Linked DNA regions of Homo sapiens: region 1 is linked to region 2. A link is an interaction called in ENCODE POLR2A ChIA-PET data of the cell type or tissue named here. Cell type or tissue: PC-9. All regions are shown on one strand. Each heading gives the region's core, and the rest is flanking DNA. Links, peaks and the distances in the headings are about the cores only.

Region 1 (8,226 bases), core at 1,987-6,986, 350 kb before region 2:
CAATGGTTGAAGTACAAAGTATTGGCAGGGACCCAGTGTATCTTCATACACTTGCTGATGGAGCGAGCCTGAAATGCTGCCCTACCATCCATGACAGCAGGGCAGATCTGCCAAGGAGGGCGCAAAGGCTTTTTGGATCCACAGGGCTGATGCCTAGGTGACCAGAGTATGGGAGCTGCAGTGAGCGCTGATTACCCTTGCTTTCCACTTTGCCTCTCTGTCTCTAGCTAGTTCTTTCTGGTTCAAAGACAGTTTCCCCAGCACAGTCCCTTGTCAGGCCCAGCAGTGTCCACATCAGCAAGCATCTGCCACTCATCATTCCTTCTTTCACTCAGCTCCTGTTACTGCTGACCCACCTATGCCAGGCCCTGCCGTGTGGAGACAAATAAGACATCATACCTGTCCTCTGGCAACTCACAGACTGGGGAGGCAGACAGACATGGAGACTGGCATGTTTCCCTCACACAGTGTGAGAAAGAGAACCCAGAGAGTGGTGCCAAGAGAGCAGAGAAACAGGAAATGGGACAAAACAACTACACAAAGCCTGGGAAGGTCAGGGGAGGCTTCTTGGAGGAGCTGATGCTTGACCTGATTCTTGAAAGCTGAATCAAGGGGAGAAACAGCATTTCTGGAAGACAGAGCTGCATGTGCCAAAGGTCAGAAATGAGAGGGAGCCCTGTGGCTTTGGGTGCAGTAAGAACCTCCTCCTGGCTGGTGCCTGGGCTGTGATGGGATAAGTGGGGGCCATTGAGAGCCAAGTCTGGAGCCATAGATCATGCCAAGATCATGAAAGGCCTGAAGTGCCTTGCTAAGGAGTTTGGATGTATCCTGAGGAGGCACAGAAGTGACACAGGATGCTTCTCAGTCACTTTGCCAGCTGGGACCTCTGGTCAGCGATGTCCCCCTTGCCTGGGCCTCTCTGGGTCCCAGGCCTGCCGTTAGAGACACCCTACCCACTTGTCCCACCTGTGTTATAGCTTGTACCTGTGTTCAGCAGTTCTTGAGCTCTTGTCTCACATCCAAGAAGAATGAGGACATGCTGACAGTAGAAGGGTGAGGATGGGCAGAGAAGAATTTTATTGAACAATAGAACAGCTGTCAGCAGAGAGGGGATGTGGGAATTGGTCCCCCAGCCCTGCAGCTGGGTGGTTTCTCTCCTCAGTGTGGCTGGGTCTGGGGCTTTTTATGGACTCAGAATGGGGAATGCGTGTTAATTGGTTTGTGAGCATGCAAAAAAGGTTAAAGCGAAGACACCACCCAAAGGAGGGCATGAGAGTGTAGAAAACCAATTAGAAAAGGGTAGGCTTGTGTAAAATAGGTGAAGGGTGTGATCAGTCAGAGGAAGGTGTGCCAAATGGGAAGACAGGTTCTCAGTCTGGTCCAAGGATCTAACTTGTAGCTTGGCTTTTAGGCTTTGAACTGTCTTTGGCTTGGAGGTGGGATTTCACTGGGGACCACTCCTATCTGCCTAGGCATTTGGCTGCCTCCTGTCAGTATCAGAGGGATTTAAGGCATAAGGGTGACTTGGTTAGATGAGAACCACTTGATTTCCTCAGATCCTATGGCAGTGAGTGAGGAGTAAGTTCAGCTCTGAGTAACAGAGACTCGTATAAAAATGGCTTACATAAGATGGGAGTTGATTTCTCTAAAAAAGTAAAGGAAGCCCAGAGGGAAGCAGGTGAGGGAGGTGGCTCAATGATGCTCAAGGAGGTGGACCCCTTCCAATTCCCACTGGTCACCCCTAGCAGGGGAAACTGTCTTCATGATCCCAAATGGCAGCCACCACATCTACATTCTAGGGATCAGAAGGCGGGTGGGAATGAAGAAGACAAAAGGGCAAAGTGTGCATGCCTCTGGCTTTAGAGGAAGGCTCCCCAAAGCTAACCCCCAAACAACTCCATTTATATCCCATTGGCCAGAACTTACCTACATGGTACAACTATCTGCAAGGCATGCTGGGAAATAGAGTCTTTAGGGTGGTCAGAATATTGGGGCTTTCATTTCTGTGGCTTGGTGGGAAGAGAGACACTGGGGGCTAACTAGGAGGTTCTGTCACAGACCCCTCCAACTCTGCTATGAGGAAAAGATTACTGGCTCTGGTTGACAGATAAGGACACTGAGGTTCAGAAAGAGAAAATTACTCACTGGTAAGTGGTGCATCTGCAATTGCAAAGCTTGGCTTGGAATTCCACACTCATAAAAGCACTAGGCAAGCTAGTGGAGGTGACTGACTTTGCACTGTCTCCCCTCTCCAAATCTGATAATCTGATTCTAAAGGTCCCCCCATAGGTGTGCCTCAGTGAGTCGTCAAGGAAGAGCAACCCCTGCCTCCCCAATTCAAGCAATTCTCCTGCCTCAGCCTCCTGAGTAGCTGGGACTACAGGCGCATGCCACCACGCCCGGCTAATTTTTGTATTTTTAGTAGAGACGGGGTTTCACCATGTTGACCAGGCTGGTCTCAAATTCCTGACCTCAAGTGATTCACCCCGCTCAGCCTCCCAAAGTGCTGGAATTACAGGCATGAGCCACTGCACCTGGCCAAGTTTCTCATATGCTTCTGATATATAACCATATTTGGGAAGCACTGGCCTAAGTGGTTTCTGAGGAGTCTTTGACTCCGTCATGGTTATTTCCAGAAAGTGACTTCGCCTGCAAATGTGTTGTGTCTAGATTCTATCCAGCATGACTACCTTGACACTTTCTAAGCTGTGACTGGCATCAGAACTCACCAAAGTGGTCCTGTTGCAAGGTATTTACCCCCTCAAAAATAAAAAGTAATAAAAAGAAAACCTTCCACAGTGCTTGACATTTATGGTTTGGAGAGAAGAACCAACGTGCAGTAGCTGAAGGTAAAATGCACAAATTATTTTTGCAGAGGGTTGACTATTTTCCAGGAATGTGATGGATTGGAATGCCACACTCTTAAAAGCACTAGGCAAGCTAGTGGAGGTGACTGACTTTGCACTGTCTCCCCTCTCCAAATCTGATTCTAAAGGTCCCACCATAGGTGTACCTCAGTGAGTCATCAAGGAAGAGCAGCCCTTTCTTTTTTATTTTTGAGACAGAGTGTTGCTCTGTCACCCAGGCTGGAGTGAAGTGGCACCATCTCGGTTCACTGTGGCCTCCGCCTCCTGGGTTCAAGTGTTCTCGTGCCTCAGCCTCCCAAGTAGCTGGGATTACACATGCATGCCACCATGCCCAGCTAATTTTTGTATTTTTAGTAGAGACGGGGTTTCGCCATGTTGGCCAGGCTGGTTTCAAACTCCTGACCTCAAATGATCTGCCCGCCTCAGCCTCCCAAAGTGCGTGAGCCACTGCACCCTGCCTGAGCAGCTTTTTCCTGAGAGGATTCCAGGATGGTTGTTCCCACCCCTGGCCTTATAGAATCAGGAACAGATCAGGAGAAAGGGGGTCCTTAGAATTTCTGGTCCAACATCACCATTGTATAGATGAGGAGACTAAGGTCCAGAGAAGGGAAAGACTTCTGTAGATCCCACAGGGAGTGAGTGGGAAGGTCTGGATAGGGTCCAAAGTGAGAGCCCACATATAGTCCAGTCTTAGTTATGGCTCACCTGGTGCTACGTGTGGGGTTTGGACAACCTTTTCAGCTAGACTGAAGCCTCATTAAGGCCTCTGCTACGGGTTGGTGAAAGAAATTGCCCCAGTGTTGGAATAACAAAGATGCTTCCCGTTGTCTATCTGTTCACACGGATTATGGGCCATGGAATACTCCTTCCCTGGAACAGAGAGACAACGTGTGTGAGGACGAGGATAGACCCACAAAGGAGAGAGGGCACAAGGTGCTGTGGGCAAAGCCCCCAGCTGGGGACTGGACCCCAGGCTGTCTGACTCACCATGAGCCCTCTGGGCCCAATTATCCTCACGGTGAAGGGATTGCACTAGATTACAGACTAAGCCAGGTGCAAGGGAGCTGCTTACCGGGCCCCCACCCTCTGGTGGCCCCTGAGGAAGCTCCAAGGGGCCCGGTGGCTCCAGGCTTTCCTAGATCTGCCCCTGGGCTGATGCCTGGACATGTTCATGAGGAACGGGAAGGAAAGTGATCAGGAGCAGGAGCCAGAGAGTGTGGCCTCCACCCCGTCACGAAGGGTCCTTCACAGGAGGATGGTTGGGCTGGGTCTGTCCTCCCAGGCCCAACTTCTTGGGCCAGAAATACCTGTTAGAAATGAAGGTAGAAGCAGACAGATCAGGGCTCACCGGCTCAGAAATGGCTCCACTCCCAGCTGCACTCCTGTTCAGTGAATCCAGGCAGGCTGGATTCTGCTGTTAAAGGATGGGAGAATCTCCTCAAGAAGCCTCTCTCTAGGCTAAGAAGGGCTGGAGCCTGTGCAGGGGCCCCAGCCCAGGCCCAGGGGTGAGATTTGATATACTGAGGAATGGAGCATGGGCACAAAGCCTGGCTGTAATTCTGTGCTCACCCTAACCCTAACCCTTGTGATCTGGTTGGCCATGGTGAGTCATGCGGAAGTTCAGGGGGTCCCAGGCCAAGGGCCGTGAGGACAGAGTGGAGGTGGCACCTAGGGGCTCAGAGAGGGGCTGCTTACAAACTGGTAGGTGAGCATTTTGTATTAAAGTACCCGTATGGCTGTACTAGGGCTTTTCCATGGAAAACGAGTCTTATATTATCATTTATGACTGAGCCAGAGGGGTTCATCCCTGTGATGGGAAGAATATGAATTAACAGCCTTGTGACTCTGTACAGAAGAAGAGCCTGAACCCCAAGGAGGGTCAGGGTCCGTCCCAGGCCAGGCAGGGAGACTGGCAGGGCAGGGCAGGGCGGGGTGGAGTAGAACCCCAGGCTGTGCATCTGTGGCATTTGAGGTGCAATTACTGCCTGCTGGGGACAGATCAATGCCTCTAATAGACATGTTTATTTAGGGAATGAAAGGCTCTTTCACTCTTACCGAGGAGGAGTCACGAGGCAGCTGAACAACCCTCCAGCTGACCAAGGCTGGCATCTCAGATCACATTCCACCTGTCCCATGATGGGAGGAAGAAACCGGTGCACTGAACGGGGCTGTTTATTCACCAAACAATGTTTGCAAAGCTGCTGAATCATTATCTTCTTCTTATCACTGTTCTCTCCTTCACAGAGCATGGGGCTCCCTAGTGTGCAGGCTTCAGGCCTTGCAAAACCTGGATCCTCCCTGCTTGTTTTCCTGATTGCTGCTCTTTGGAAGCCCCTGAGTTCCATTCCCAAAGCTCTCCTGAGCAACAAAGCCATTTCTTCCTCCGGCCAAAGACCACCCCTGGAGAGCACAGGAGAGGAAAAGCAATTATTTTCGAAAACTCAAAGGCCTCCTCTTCAGGAAGCCCTGGAATCCATAGTAAACAAAGTTCCCCATCTTATCTGTGAGAAACCTGAAGGAGGATTTTAAAATTCTGGTGTGCCTGTCAGAGCAGAATACGTGTAAATAGGCAATTTCCTGCAACCTTAAGGCACGCTGGGAGGCAGACACTTACCAAGGTGACATTGGCCCAGGCGCCTGTTCTGTGCTTTGAATGTGGCACTAGAATCCCTAAACCAAGCCCGAGGGATGCAGAGTTCTGATTAGATCCTGCCTTGTGTCTCCCTAAGGTGTGAAATGCTTGGTTTTAGTGCACCTGAAAAGGTCACTGAGTAAGTGATCTACTGAATCTTTCTATTCATAAGAGGGGATATAGCAGGAGGCACTGAAAGATGATCCAGGTACAGGTGGGGATACTGAGACCCAAGAGGGAAAAGGACCACTGCACATCCACAGGGAGTCAGTCGTGAGTCACAGTAATGAATTGGTGGTTTACTATGTCCTACTCACTTTACAGGGATTACCTTACTTGAGGCTCATCACACCCACGTGGGGTAACCTAACACTGATTTCTATTTTAGAGGAGGAAACAGATTTAGAGAGATAGGGGTGGTGCTTGGTGCTGGCTACATATTAGAATCATCTGGGGCCTTATATTAATAAGTACTGATTCTGGTCTGATTCTTGAAGGTCCATTAAAAACAAGATTAAAATAAAAAGTACTGGTGCCTAAGCCCCTCTCCTGAGGCCAACTTGAATTCTCAGGGTAGGCCTTAGCCATGGGTATAATTTGAGGTGCTCCAGGTGATTCTAATATGTAGCCAGCGTTGAGACGATGGGGTTGCAGAATTTGCTCAAGGTTACATGGCCAGTGAGTGGTGGATTCTACCCCGGGAGGTCTGACTCCACTAGGCCTCACCTGAGCATGCTGGAAATCAGTGCAACTCATTACCCTGCAAAAAGTATCTGCTCCCCTTAACATCATCTTCTGTGAGCCTGAAACCTCTAGTACATGCAGCTCTGGGACCACAGGTGTGCTTTCTTTCCTGCTCTAAACTCTCCTGATGGTACCAAATGGATATGATGCAGGGTATTCCTTTGCTATTGTTGCTGTAACAATTGCTACAAATTTCCAGTTCAAAACACACACGTCCAAGGAAAGGTGCAGTGGCTCACACCTGCAATCCCAGCACTTTGGGAGGTGGAGGCAGGTGGATCACTTGGGGCCAGAAGTTTGAGACCAGCCAGGCCAACATGGGGAAACCTCATCTCTACTAAAAATACAAAAATTAGCCAGGCGTGGTGGTGCACGCCTGTAGTCCCAGCTACTCAGGAGGCTGAGTCAGGAGAATTGCCTGAACCCGGGAGGCAGAGGTTGCAGTGAGCCAAGATCGAGCCACTGCACTCCAGCCTAGGCAACAGAGTGATACTCTTGACTCAAAAACAAAAACCAAAAACCAACCCCTCCCCCCCACCCCCCACACACAACCAATCTCTTGCAGTTCTAGAAGTCAGAAGTGTGAAATCAGTTTCACTGGGCCAAATTCAAGGCATCAGCAGGGCCCTGCTCCTTTCTGAGGCTCCAGGAGAGAAGACATTTCCTTGCCTTTCTCAATTTCTAAAGCTGTTTTTCTTGGATTCCTTATTTCATAGCTCCTTCCCCTCTCGTCTTGCTAGTGTTACATTGTCACCTCCTTCTTCTGTGTCAAATTTCCCCCTCCCTTTTCTCCCCACCCCCCTTCCTTCTCTCTCTCCCATCTCTTCTTCTACTTTGTGAGGACACAGCAAGAAAGGGAGAAGGCAGTCATCTGAAAACGAGGAAGACAGCCCTCACCAGAAACTGACACTGTTGGACCTGAATGTCTCCATTCAGGTTCCACATAACCATCTGTGATCTAACTGAAGGCCATTGGGCCAAAAACACGTTGGTTGATATCAGTTTGGTCTAAGTAAAATTTTTTTTTAAAGAATGTTGTAGCCAGCCTCCAAATGGTTCCCAGTGAACCCTGCCTCCTGGTATTCCCAGCTGCCTGCATTGTGGGGTTCCCTCCCACACTGTATCAGGGATGGTCTGTGTGACCAACAGCATATGGTAGATGTAGCGGTGGTGTGCCCGGAATTGGTGGGTTCTTTGCTCACTGACTTCAAGAATGAAGCCGTGGACCCTCACGGTGAGTGTTAGTTTTTAAAAGTGGCGTGTCCGGAGTTTGTTCCTTCTGACATTCGGATGTGTTCGGAGTTTCTTCCTTTTGGTGGGTTCGTGGTCTCGCTGGATCAAGAGTGAAGCTGCAGACCTTCGCAGTGAGTGTTACAGCTTTTAAGGCAGCGCCTCTGGAGTTGTTCATTCCTCCTGCTGGGTTCGTGGTCTCACTGGCTTCAGGAGTGAAGCTACAGACTTTTGCGGTGAGTGTTACAGCTCATAAAGGCAGTGTGGACCCAGAGTGAGTAACAGCAAGACGTATTGCAAAAAGCAAAAGAACAAGGAACCCACACCATGGAAGAAGACCCGAGCCAGTTGCCACTGTGGGCCCGGGCAGCCTGGTTTTATTCTCTTATCTGGCCCCACCCACATCCTGCTGATTGGTCCATTTTACAGAGAGCCGATTGGTCCATTTTACAGAAAGCTGCTTGGTCCGTTTTGACAGGGTGCTGATTGGTGCCTTTACAATCTCTGAGCTAGACACAAAAGTTCTCCACCTCCCCACTAGATTAGCTAGATACAGAGTGTCCACACGAAGGTTCTCCAAGTCCCCACCAGAGTAGCTAGATACAGAGTGTCAATTGGTGCATTCACAAACCCTGAGCTAGACACAGGGTGCTGATTGGTGTGTTTACAAACCTTGAGCTAGATACAGAGTGCCGATTGGTGTATTTACAATCCCTTAGCTAGACATAAATGTTCTCCAAGTCCCCACCAGAC
Region 2 (5,000 bases), core at 1-5,000:
CCCCCACGCCTGACCTGACCACGCCTGGTGCCTGTGCGCCCAGCCTGTTGTGTGCTGCTGAGCTCTGGCCTGCATGGAATGGCTGGGCTGGGGCACACATGCATGGGGCGTAGGATGGGGAGGGCAGAGCCGGACAGCCAGACCCAAGCTATAAAGCAGGGTTAGGGGAAGATTCTGGGTGCTGTTTGGAGTTCTCCAAATAGAGTTTGGCCTGACTTTTAAAAACTCTTAGACAATGTGTTAGGAGTTAGTTAAACCACTTTTAGTCAGTAGGAAGAGAGCCAGATTTTAAAAAAAATCTTGTTAGAGTGTGACAGAATGTGAAATGTCACTTTTTAGCTCCTCTTCTAGCCCAGCCACCTTGTGTCATGCCTATTTGTGAGCCTGTGGCTATCCCCCAATGAGCCTGTGTCTCCTGCAGGAAGGACCACTCCTTCTGCTCTATGTTCCAGAGCCCAGCACAGGATCTGCCCCAAGGTCAGCCCAGGGAGGCTGAATGGAGGAGCAGACAGAACTTCAGGGCTCAGAGGAGAGAGGCTCACTTCTAGCGGAGGTGGGGTTCTCAGAATGGTACATGGGGGCTGAATCGATGATAATGACACACAGTTGAGCCCCTCCTGTTGCCAAGCACTGAGGTGGGTTCTGTTACTATCCCCACTTTATAGTGAAGAAACTGAGGCCCAGAGAGGTTGAGCAAACTTCTCAAGGTGACACAGTGTGGATTTCAACCCACATTTCACTCTAGAGCTCATGTTCTCATGTGCCGAGCATTGGAGGTTAGATAGAATTTGAACATGCAGTGATCAGAGAAGAGAGAAGGGCACAGTATGAGTGAAGACCCCCTGGGGAAGTTGGGGGCTGGTGACTCTGCGTGTGACTGGAGCGGGCAGTGGTGGGGGCAGGTGTCGGAAACAAGCTCACAGCCCTGTTGACCATGGGCCTATATGGAGGTAAGATAGGAAGTTTCCAAATGACACGGAGTACTCCAGCAATTGGTACTTTACACAGACTACAGACAAGAGCCCTGTGTGCCATCTCTTTCTCCAGTTCTCTTGTTTGAGCCCACTGTTGTGTCATAAGGAGATCGCAGGATTCTTCTCCGGGAAAAGAGGGAGTTGTGTCAGCCTAGTAGGGCCCAAAGCCAGGCTGTCTACAGGGCAGTACACAGAACTGCTTTTACCCCAGCTCCCGTGCTGCGGGGTCCTGCACCAGTCCCTTGCTCTCTCTGGGTCTATTTTGCTGTCTCTGCAGGGAGGAGTTTCATAGTAGAGTCACTTCTAAGTCTGTTGAGCATAAGATTAAGAGACAGCACCCGAGTTTGAGTCAGGGCTCTGCAACTTAACTGCTTTGGTGACCTTGGACATGTTATCCAGCCACCCCATGCCTTGGTTTTTTTCATCTGTAAAATGGGGACAATATGAGAATCAAATCCATAGGGATGTTGTATTAAAAGAACTGAGCATAGTCCCTGGTAGCTGCTCTCAGTATTTCTTGTATTATTATTCAGCTTCTCCCATCCTTGCTCTCTCAAGTCCCTCACTGTCCTGTGGCTCAATGGAGAGAACCCCAGAGAGTCTGGGGCTCAGAGACTCTCCAGTTATCTCCACTAGCAGAGCTCCTGCTAGGCGGGGGATGCCTGGGTCTGCCCTGTCTTTCGGAGCTCATTTGCTCTGTAGACGTTGAGATCATCGCCGCCAGTGGCCACCCAGCCTCAGCCAAGCTCTTGCAACATTCCCAAGGGCTCTGGGGGTTCCTTGTGCCCAAGTCCTGCGTGGGCAGAGCTCTAGGCAGGCGGCACGTTTTGGCAAGTCTTTAGTGGTGTCATTGGTAAAGAGTTTGCTGTGGCTGCGCTTGTTAGGACTGAAGAAATACAGTTTTTACAGCCCTAACTTTTGTTCCTCCCAGATGCTAATAAACTGTTAGCAATTTTGGTTAAAATGTGGCTGTTTTAGAAATTCATTCCCCTGTTAGTTCTACCTCGTTGAGGTTTGGTCTGGAGAGAGGGCAGTGCCCCATGCGTTAGAGTGGGTCGGGGCGAATGTGGCTGGTGTTTCTCTGGGGTCTTCACCTTATGGGGCAGCAGGGCTTGAGCAAGAAGGCCTGGTATCCCAAGCTCTGGAACAGGAGTTTGGGCCTGTCTGTGCCTGGGTGCTGCAGGGAGAAGATCTTGGGCTCAGATTCTTTGCCTCTTGACTCACTGTATGACCTTGAGCGAGTCACTTCCCCTCGCTGGGTTTGGGAAATCACTGGGGATAATGCTGAGGTTTTGCACGCGCCTGTTTCTGCTGGAGACCAGAGAGTGATTCTCAGTCTTGGATGGATTGTATCCAAGCTCCTAGGGGAGCTTTTAGAAATACTAATCCCAGGCCCCACCTTGGGCCACTTAAATCAGAATTTCTGGGGGCCAAACTTAGGCATGGTGCATTGTAAAAGCTCCCCAGGAGTTTTTCTGATGTGCAGCTATGTTGAGAATCACTGGACTAAACCAGGAGTACTGTATGACCCTCAGGAACCTAAAATATTTTCTATATGGTAATTTACAGGAGAGGGTTGCTGACCTCTCCCTAGATTATCCACTCATGGAAGGTAGACACTGACTGAGCTTTGTCCTTCTGTCCCCAAGACCTACCCCACCGTGGGCATTGCTGAACTTCAGGATGTGATTCTGTGCTTCTCCCATGGCACCCAACCTTTCACATGCCACTGGGGAAAGAGGTGGAGAACCTCTCTCACTGAGCAGCCTGTGAAAGTGAGAGGGAGGGATGCAGTTTTATAAGGTTGGAGCAACCCCTTCAACACTGGCTCCCCTATCCCCAGTCCTATGCTTCAGGGTACCATAAAAATCTCAGGAGGACTATAGAGTTTCTAGTGGCAAAGGATCTCAGTCTAGGTCCTCCTTGCCAAGTGCTCAACCCGCTTCTGCTTGGAGGTCCCCTGTGACAGGGAGCTCACTACCTCCCCAAATACTCTGTTATACTTTGAATAGCTCTGTCTGATCATTCTTCCTGAAATTGAGTTGAAATCTTTTTGAGAACTTCTACTGGTTGGTTCTCATTCTGTTCTCTGATCCCACAGAACACGCCTGCATCCTGTGCCAGGGGTTGACCACTGTCTTGCATGCCCCCAACAGATACCCCTGAATCTTCTCTAGTAGATACCCCTCGGTCCCTTCAATTATGCCCATGAGACGTGGGGGAGAGTCTGGGCTCTTTATCATCCTGGTGACCGCTCCTTAATTAAAGTACAAGGCCCAGGCCGGATGGGGTGGCTCATGCCTGTAATCCCAGCACTTTGGGAGGCCGAGGTGGGCAGATCACCTGAGGCCAGGAGTTCTAGACCAGCCTGACCAACATGGTGAAACACCATCTCTGCTAAAAATACAAAAAATAGCCAGGCATGGTGGTGCACACCTGTAATCCCAGCTACTCTGGAGGCTGAGGCAGGAGAATCACTTGAACCCGGGAGGCAGAGGTTGCAGTGAGCTGAGATCGCACCACTGCACTCCAGCCTGGGTGGCAGAGCGAGACTGCGTCTCAATAAAACAAACAAATGAACAAACCAAAAACATGAAGTACTAGAGAAGATTCAGGGGTATCTGTTGGGGGCATGCAAGACAGTGGTCAACCCCTGGCACAGGATGCAGGCGTGTTCTGTGGGATCAGAGGACAGAATGAGAACCAACCAGTAGAAGTTCTCAAAAAGATTTCAACTCAATTTCAGGAAGAATGATCAGACAGAGCTATTCAAAGTATAACAGAGTATTTGGGGAGGTAGTGAGCTCCCTGCCACAGGGGACCTCCCAAAGAGCTGGACGTGATTCTCCATTGGTCCTTTGGTTGTACAGAGTAGAGGGAGACAGTCTCCTCTCTCATGGTGGATCATAACATCATTATCACTGTCCTTGCAGCCTGTGGTCAGGTTGGCTGTGGGAAGCTGTGTTAGACCACATGAGCACTGCATCACTTTAGTAAAGGTCCCAGGCAGTGGAGGCCTCTGAATTCTTGCATACAGGTGGCAAGTTATTACATTATTTCTTCCTCCTGTCTACCTGCAGTTGGTTTTATGAGGGGCGTTAGTACACTTCCCAAAGGGCTTGCCCGCAGGGTGAGAGGTGCACATTGAACTCCCTCACCAGGCAGATGGGAAGTGTGGCCATGAGAGAGAGCTTCAGGGGCCCTGGGTTTATGACATCGCTGGGCCAGGAATGAGGTTAATATTTTTAATGGCGAAGGGTGAGCCCCGTTATTACCCGAGCTCATTCATCAATGGCAGAACCCGTTTCACCTGTTAAGTGCCCTCGGTGTGGGTAATTCATGAATGGGAATCCAATTTTCTTTTTAAAACCCAAGCCACCTCCCCCTTCTTAAATCCAGGAGGTGGTGCTGGGGGGGTGTCAGGATTTTACAGCAGTTTTTTCCTGGGTAGGAAAGGCTGTGGACAGCTTTGAGGGCCTTTCCTGCCTTACTCACCAAGCAGGCCTGCGTGAGCCAGTCCATAAGACTGAGAGTTATGGAGAGGCTGGGGCTGCAACAGCTCTAGTTGTGGGACCCAGGATAGATGGGAAACTCGGGACCACCTGTTTTATCCTGTTGCCCACTGATCAGAGGATGGGCATAACAAAAATATGGGGAGGGGGAGTGTAACGAGACCACTCAGGTGGACCCTCTCCAAGCCCTTCCGAAATGATTGGTCAACTAGGGCATTGGATTAATTTTAATTTTTATTTTTTGTGGAGGCAGGGTCTCCCTATATTGTCCAGGCTGGTCTCGAACTCGCGGGCTCAAGTGATCTTCCCAAATTCTACCAGCATGAGCCACCGCACCAGCTGGGGTATTGGTTTAAATGTCTCCAAGGAGTACATTTTTCTGGGATCTGTGGGTTGGAAGGGCCCCCTCCCCGAATTGGCTGGCCCCAGTCACTGGTGTTATCCCTGATAAATGGGCATGATCATGGGGCACCCATAGAGGTGATGGGGTGCTCACTTTTATCTTAGGAAAGCA

Evidence for each region. Peaks named below come from ENCODE experiments on the same cell type or tissue, not always from the same donor. Only the 100,000 strongest peaks of a DNase experiment are listed, where the experiment ranks them.
Region 1: POLR2A ChIA-PET joins it to region 2 with 8 read pairs; 1 of 35 experiments calls an interaction of 5 or more read pairs at or near these places.

What each region holds. Positions count from the first base shown.
Region 1 is chr9:38,378,001-38,386,226 of GRCh38, reverse strand. LOC107987065 (a long non-coding RNA gene) reads right to left here. Exons shown (of 3, transcript XR_001746670.2): 3 at 5,022-5,267. Among named protein-coding and RNA genes, the nearest start is that of ALDH1B1, 11 kb to the left of the region's middle. RefSeq lists an enhancer at 4,476-5,424. In PC-9, for the core only: no CTCF peak of the experiment used is centred there; DNase peaks (open chromatin) are centred at 2,606 and 4,976; H3K27ac peaks cover 2,870 bases.
Region 2 is chr9:38,033,250-38,038,249 of GRCh38, reverse strand. The region is part of intron 1 of SHB (SH2 domain containing adaptor protein B); the gene reads left to right. Among named protein-coding and RNA genes, the nearest start is that of SHB, 33 kb to the left of the region's middle. RefSeq lists an enhancer at 1-436. In PC-9, for the core only: no CTCF peak of the experiment used is centred there; a DNase peak (open chromatin) is centred at 2,229; H3K27ac peaks cover 4,179 bases.